2 separate regions of the Homo sapiens genome follow, and region 2 is linked to region 1. The links are chromatin contacts, found by Hi-C or POLR2A ChIA-PET in ENCODE. All regions are on one chromosome and are shown on one strand. The core of a region is the stretch at or near the end of the contact, and the rest is flanking DNA. Distances in the headings are between cores, read along the strand shown. Region 1 holds the start of MSH2 (mutS homolog 2). Region 2 overlaps TTC7A (tetratricopeptide repeat domain 7A).

The links. A loop is a pair of places that touch in the nucleus more often than their neighbours do. ChIA-PET counts read pairs that join two places held with the same protein, here RNA polymerase II (POLR2A). Pooled maps may share reads with other maps.
Region 2: a pooled map shows a loop between it and region 1 (4-fold over the local background). The contact joins the enhancer-like site here to the promoter of MSH2 in region 1. A Hi-C loop is called at or near these places in 3 of 50 pooled maps. POLR2A ChIA-PET finds 5 or more read pairs at or near these places in 5 of 52 experiments (BJ, Caco-2, GM12878 and 2 more).

Annotation. Positions count from the first base shown.
Region 1 is chr2:47,401,635-47,404,676 of GRCh38, forward strand. It overlaps MSH2 (mutS homolog 2), which reads left to right and starts at 1,522. Exons shown (of 16, transcript NM_000251.3): 1 at 1,522-1,768. The coding sequence starts at 1,558. RefSeq lists enhancers at 1,209-1,258, 1,263-1,973, 1,974-2,682, 2,049-2,108.
Region 2 is chr2:47,070,180-47,073,221 of GRCh38, forward strand. All of the region lies in intron 19 of TTC7A (tetratricopeptide repeat domain 7A), which reads left to right. Among named protein-coding and RNA genes, the nearest start is that of STPG4, 84 kb to the right of the region's middle. RefSeq lists enhancers at 1-2,114, 1-72, 929-1,786. Within about 2 kb of position 1,417, at least 35 of the 41 ENCODE cell types and tissues checked have a DNase peak (open chromatin) inside an H3K27ac peak, as active enhancers do.

The DNA of each region.
Region 1 (3,042 bases), core at 272-2,771:
AGACAGAGTCTCGCTCTGTCACCGAGGCTGGAGTGTAGTGGCGCGATCTTCGCTCACTGCCCCCTCCACCTCCCAGGTTCAAGAGATTCTCCTGCCTCAGCCTCTCGAGTAGCTGTGATTACAGGCGCCCACCACTATGCCCGGTAATTTTTGTATTTTTAGTAGAGACGGGGTTTCGCCATGTTGGCCAGGCTGGTCTCAAACTCCGGACCTCAGGTGATCCACCCGCGTTGGCCTCCCAATACGCTGGGATTACAGGCGTGAGCCACTGCGCCTGGCTGTTTGCTAACATTTTAAAATTTCAACCTTCCTCTTCCTTAACTGGTCTTCCCCTACCCCCCCTCAAGACGGGGTCTCTCGCTCTGTCGCCCCAGCTGCGGTGCAGTGGCGTGAACATAGCTGACGGCAGAAGACCTCCTGGGCTCAAACGATCCTCCTGGCTCGTGCTCCCAAAGTACTGGGATTATGGCGTGTGACACCACGCCTGGCGTCAAACGTTTGTCTTTTTATTTATTTTATTTTGTATTTTTTGAGACAGGGTTTTCAATCTGTCGCCCACGCTGGAGTGCAGTGGCACAATTTACGGCTCACCGCAGCCTCGACCTCCCGGGCTCAGGTGATCCTTTCGCCTCAGCCCTGCTAATATCTGGGATCACAGACGTGGGTTTTACCATGTTGCCCAGGATGGTGTCAATCTCCTGGGCTCAAGTGATCCGCCCACCTCGGCCTCCCAAATTGCTGGGATTACAGGCGTGAGCTACCGCGCCCTGCCACAAACGCATATCTTCTAACGTACCATTTCATTTACTTGCTATATTCATTATCTGAATTTTCTCATATTAGAATGTAAGCAGAATAAAGGCAGTGATTTTTCTTTTTACTGGCGATCCTCAGAGCCAAGAAGAGTCTGGGACATAGCAGGCCATATAAATGTTTTCGAATGAGTGAATCATCAACGAGTGGATGAAACGATAATGTGGCTAACAGGCAGCAGTAAGGAGGCTGTGTAGAATAAACCCGTAATCCCGATGTTGGCAGTTTGCTTAGAAAGAAAAAGGGAGGCAGTCGGAGAGGGGCACACGTTTTAACAAAATACTGGGAGGAGGAGGAAGGCTAGTTTTTTTTTTGTTTTCAAGTTTCCTTCTGATGTTACTCCCATGCTTCCGGGCACATTACGAGCTCAGTGCCTGCCGGAAATCTCCCACCTGGTGGCAACCTACCCTTGCATACACCCCACCCAGGGGCTTCAAGCCTTGCAGCTGAGTAAACACAGAAAGGAGCTCTACTAAGGATGCGCGTCTGCGGGTTTCCGCGCGACCTAGGCGCAGGCATGCGCAGTAGCTAAAGTCACCAGCGTGCGCGGGAAGCTGGGCCGCGTCTGCTTATGATTGGTTGCCGCGGCAGACTCCCACCCACCGAAACGCAGCCCTGGAAGCTGATTGGGTGTGGTCGCCGTGGCCGGACGCCGCTCGGGGGACGTGGGAGGGGAGGCGGGAAACAGCTTAGTGGGTGTGGGGTCGCGCATTTTCTTCAACCAGGAGGTGAGGAGGTTTCGACATGGCGGTGCAGCCGAAGGAGACGCTGCAGTTGGAGAGCGCGGCCGAGGTCGGCTTCGTGCGCTTCTTTCAGGGCATGCCGGAGAAGCCGACCACCACAGTGCGCCTTTTCGACCGGGGCGACTTCTATACGGCGCACGGCGAGGACGCGCTGCTGGCCGCCCGGGAGGTGTTCAAGACCCAGGGGGTGATCAAGTACATGGGGCCGGCAGGTGAGGGCCGGGACGGCGCGTGCTGGGGAGGGACCCGGGGCCTTGTGGCGCGGCTCCTTTCCCGCCTCAGAGAGTGGGCGGTGAGCAGCCTCTCCAGTGCGGAGGCACGGGGGCGGAACGTTGGTGCTTGTGCGGATTCCGCCGTCCCCAGGTTCTGCTTGGCTCCGGAGGGACGCCCCCCTCAGCCCTGAAACCCGTGCCTCTCCAGCCGCCCCGGATCTGAACTTGTGATCACGGAGTGTTTACGTCGTGCCAGGCATTTTAATGCATTGTTCTAGTTCATTTTCCAGCAGTCGCATTCCTCGCCTTGGCCCTACATGTAGCGCTCATTACAAACACGGCCAGAATCTCTTATTAACAAACAGCAGCCAGGAGTGAGATTTAAAATAGACTGGGGGTTTAGGAGACCCTTTTATGACACGTAATTCTGCTCCCACGACGCTCCCATTTATACCGCCGGTCCAGCTAAGGGTCTGGTAATGGAGCGCCGTTGAAGAGCAGTATGATGAAGTGGTCAGGACCAACGGACTCTGGAGCTGGGCTGCTTGGGATCAAGTCGCTGCCCCTCTGCTTATTAACGTGTGACCTTGGGCCAGTCATGGACGCTATCTGCTTCAGCTCAGCATTCAGTGCTCTCCGTCACCCGACCCCATCTATCCAGGATTATCTCTCCCTGGAAAGCTACAAACGTCTCACCCTATGTGGGCCAAATGTTCTGGATAGGCCTAGTTAACCTCTTCTCTCCCTGTTTTCTTTGCGCTTTCTTGCAGCTATGTAGTTATGCTAATGAAAAGAGCATCCTAGGGGGAGCAGAGTTGTGGATTCTAGTCCTGACTAGAGGACTAGTGCAAATGCGATACTCCTGATGAAAAATGTTTCATTCGTTAGATATAAATGTGTTAGGCAGGGTTATGGACACTAGATGAAAAAAGAAATACCTCTACTTTCATAGAGATCACTATTGGACAGCAAGGCAGAAATAATTACAATTCAAGTTGGAGGCTTATGGAGGTGAGCTTGTAAGAGGTTACAAGAGGCGCCAAGGCAGGATCGCCAAAGACGGAAGACTTTGGAAGAGTCTCATACAACGGAAGAGGCGTTATATGAGACACCAAAGTCCACGTTGAGTCTTGGTGGACTAGAAGTTTGCTAGGGAGAGGGCTTGAAACGAGGTAGATTGGCGTTGCTGGTGTAGAAAAGGAAGGAGACTGGCCCAGGTGGGTGGGGTTAGATGACCAAAGGCTTTTAGTGTGGTGTTGAGCTGTTGAAATTTT
Region 2 (3,042 bases), core at 167-2,666, 330 kb before region 1:
AAAGGCAAGGCCCTTTTCCCCTCATCCCCTCCCAGGCCACAGCCCCTGGCCACACACTGTGCCTCTGCAGATGACCTGGGTCCCACAGGGAGGCTCCCCACTGAGTGTGAGCCCAGACCCTAGCAAGACCTTAGGCCCCTTAGGTTCTGCACCTGCGTGGCCGTAAGAGGCAGGGCTTGCCAAGCTCCACGTGGGCAGCATCCCTGATCGGAGGTCCACATCTGTGTGTGTGTGGGTGTCTCTGGGTTCCCTGGCTCTGCATTTGGGCTACATCCTGAGCTCTGAGCCTTGTTGAGCTGCTGTCCTTTGGGGAATAACAAAGCAGGCAGGAGGCTGGGGCGCTGTCCCTCTCAGCCTGGGGAGGGGCAGGACAGGGATCACATCCATGAGCCCCACAGTAACTAAGCGTGACCTTGAGGCGGTTGTGTGGTCAGGAGGAGCTCCGCCCTCAGGGAAGGCTTCCTGGGAGAGCAGAGTCTCGAGCACTTGAGATGTGGCCACACATCCCCACTCCCTGAGATCCAGGAAGGGAGAGAAGGAGGGTCCTGAGGTGGGAATTTCTGGGGACTTCCCCCAGAGCCCTGCACCTCCCTGGAATCATGTCTGTGGCTATAACCAGCCCAAAGCGCCCCCTTGGAGGTACGATGTCTGATCACCATAAACAACTTGGACATCACTTTCGAATCCCTGTGGGCTGGCAGCACAGCCATGGCATCTCCCAAGGGACGGTCAAAAACTGGAAGCCTCTCAGCAGATCTGGTCTCCTCTCTCAGCGTGGGGCACATCCTCACCAGGATGAGGGATGGGGGATTCACTTGGGACATTTGGATGAAATTGAGATGTCAGTTCTTGTTCCCACCATCTCCCAGGAGGCCTGTTCTCTGGGAGGGTCGGGGTGCCAGGAGGATTGTCTGCAGGTCCTAGGTGCAGCGCTGGGCTCAGGGCAGAGTAGGTGAGACCTCGCATCTTCCTGGGGCTGTGTCTTGCCCAGTTGTCAGGCAGCAAACAGCGCTGAGTTGCTACCAAACATGAACTCGGCTGGTGTCAGGGGCAGGTGGCAGAAGATCCTGTTACAGGCCCTGGGCCTCTGGGCCCCAGCCTGACCCCAGCCTGGTGTCTCCTTTCAGGTTCTAAGGTCAACATCCCAGGGTGGGGGGACATGAGCCAACCCACCCTAGCCTACAGTCCTCCCCCACAGAGAGCCATGCCCTCTCCCAGCTTCTAGAGAGATCAGTCACTCCACCCGCTCCCCACCTGGAAGGACCCTCTGCTCATCTTGAAGGCGCTGCTGTTTGCTGTCTGCCCCCGCGGTGATTTTTCAAGTTGATCATTGCAGAATCCTCACAAGAGCCCCGCGAGGAAGGACTGTTTCATTGCTTTGGTTTACAGATGAGGAAACCACAGCTCAGAGAAAGTTGGCCATTTGCCCGTGGTCACAGCACTTGTCAGTGGCAGAGCTGGGATTCCAACCTGGCCAGGGCTTCCGGCCAGCAAGCCCTGAGCTTTTTCCTCCCTACAGACACACACAGGAAGTTACTGCAAACCTCCGAAACTGAGAATACACACACACACACCAGCCTGCAGACACATCTGGCCCCTTCCCAAACACCCACATACTTCTTGATATCAGGGGTTTTCAGACTTGTTTTTAGCAGTTGAGCCCATTTTTCAAACAGAATCCCATGTGGAAGCTCAATATAGAAAACTTAACGTGTGGAAGCCACTCCGGCCCTGGCCCTCTCTGGGAGGCCTTGCCGGCCTTTCCCTTCTGTCCTGTGTGGCTCCCTCCTGGGCAGAACTCACAGGGCTCAAACCCTCCATTTTTGGTGCTTAATTTTGTGTCTGGCGGCCCGTCGGCTGGCCTCCTTCCCTCCTCCCTGTGGGCCGTGTTCCATTGTGAGCTGCTGGGGTCTGGCCCTTGGGTCTGGTGTGGGTGGAACAGCTAGGCCTGGTGCCCTGCTGGCCAGCCTGGCCACTACCCTTGGTCCCAGGCAGCCCTGAGTCAGCACCGCTCCCATCTGGCGAGAGCGTAAGACCCTGCCTGAGGCTCCACCCCGCCTGCAGCCACCCTGTCCTCCCCTGGCCTCTGCACGCCTCATCCGTGTGTGTGGTTCCTTGCTACGGCTTTGCCCAGGGCTGACAGAGGCGCTGTGAGGACAGCCTCTTCCTCCCCCGCCCCCTGGCCGCAAGATCTCCAGCCAGCGCCTCTGGAGAGGGAGAGGCCTTTCCTAGGGCTTCCTGAGCGCCATCTTTCACTCCCACCGAACTGGTTGTGTTCCAAGCTCTCCGAGGACTTGATGAAACCAGGCATGCGCATCTTCCCCAGCGCGTCTCCATAGCAACAGAGGGCCTAACTCTGGGGAGCTCGCTGAGGAGGAAAATGTTCCAGCTAAAAATGTACATGGCCGTCAGTGGGCGGGCACCGGAGAGGGGGCTCCAGGCACATAGAAGGCAGCTCCCCACCCCCACTGCGGCCCCCGCCTGTCCAGGAAGTCGGTGGTGGGCTTTACCTCCCGTCTTGGAACAAGAGAAGGGCCCCCCGTGCTGTCATCTCATGCCACCCTCAGGGCTGAAACAGGGATCAGTGGGACGGCATGAAGCAACCTTTGTGGGACCTGAGGCTGAAAGGGGGCCCTGCCCTCTCCCTCCACTCACTACCCTGTCCACCCTACCCACTTCCCAGTGTGGGTAGAAGAGGATGTAGAGGGGACAAGGTGCCAGTTTCACTTCCCAGCCTCTTCTTATGACTATTCCTGTTAGTTCCTCTATCTCTTTGGTAACAGGGTTGTTTGAGCCAAACAGCAGGGCCAAGCTTCCCTGTGCGTGACCCAGACCCCCCAGGCCTTTCATCTTTCAGCCAATCCAGCCCGTTCACCCAGCACCCCATCCCCCGCCATCTGACTCTCCTCCCATGACCCTCTCCTGAGGAGCCACCGCACACGCACACGTTTGAGCTTTTCCTCCCTGGTGGCAGTGGTGAAGGCCTGTAATGCGTCCTCCTCCGTCTCTCTGCGTCCCTGGAGTGAAGGGCAGCTCTGGGCA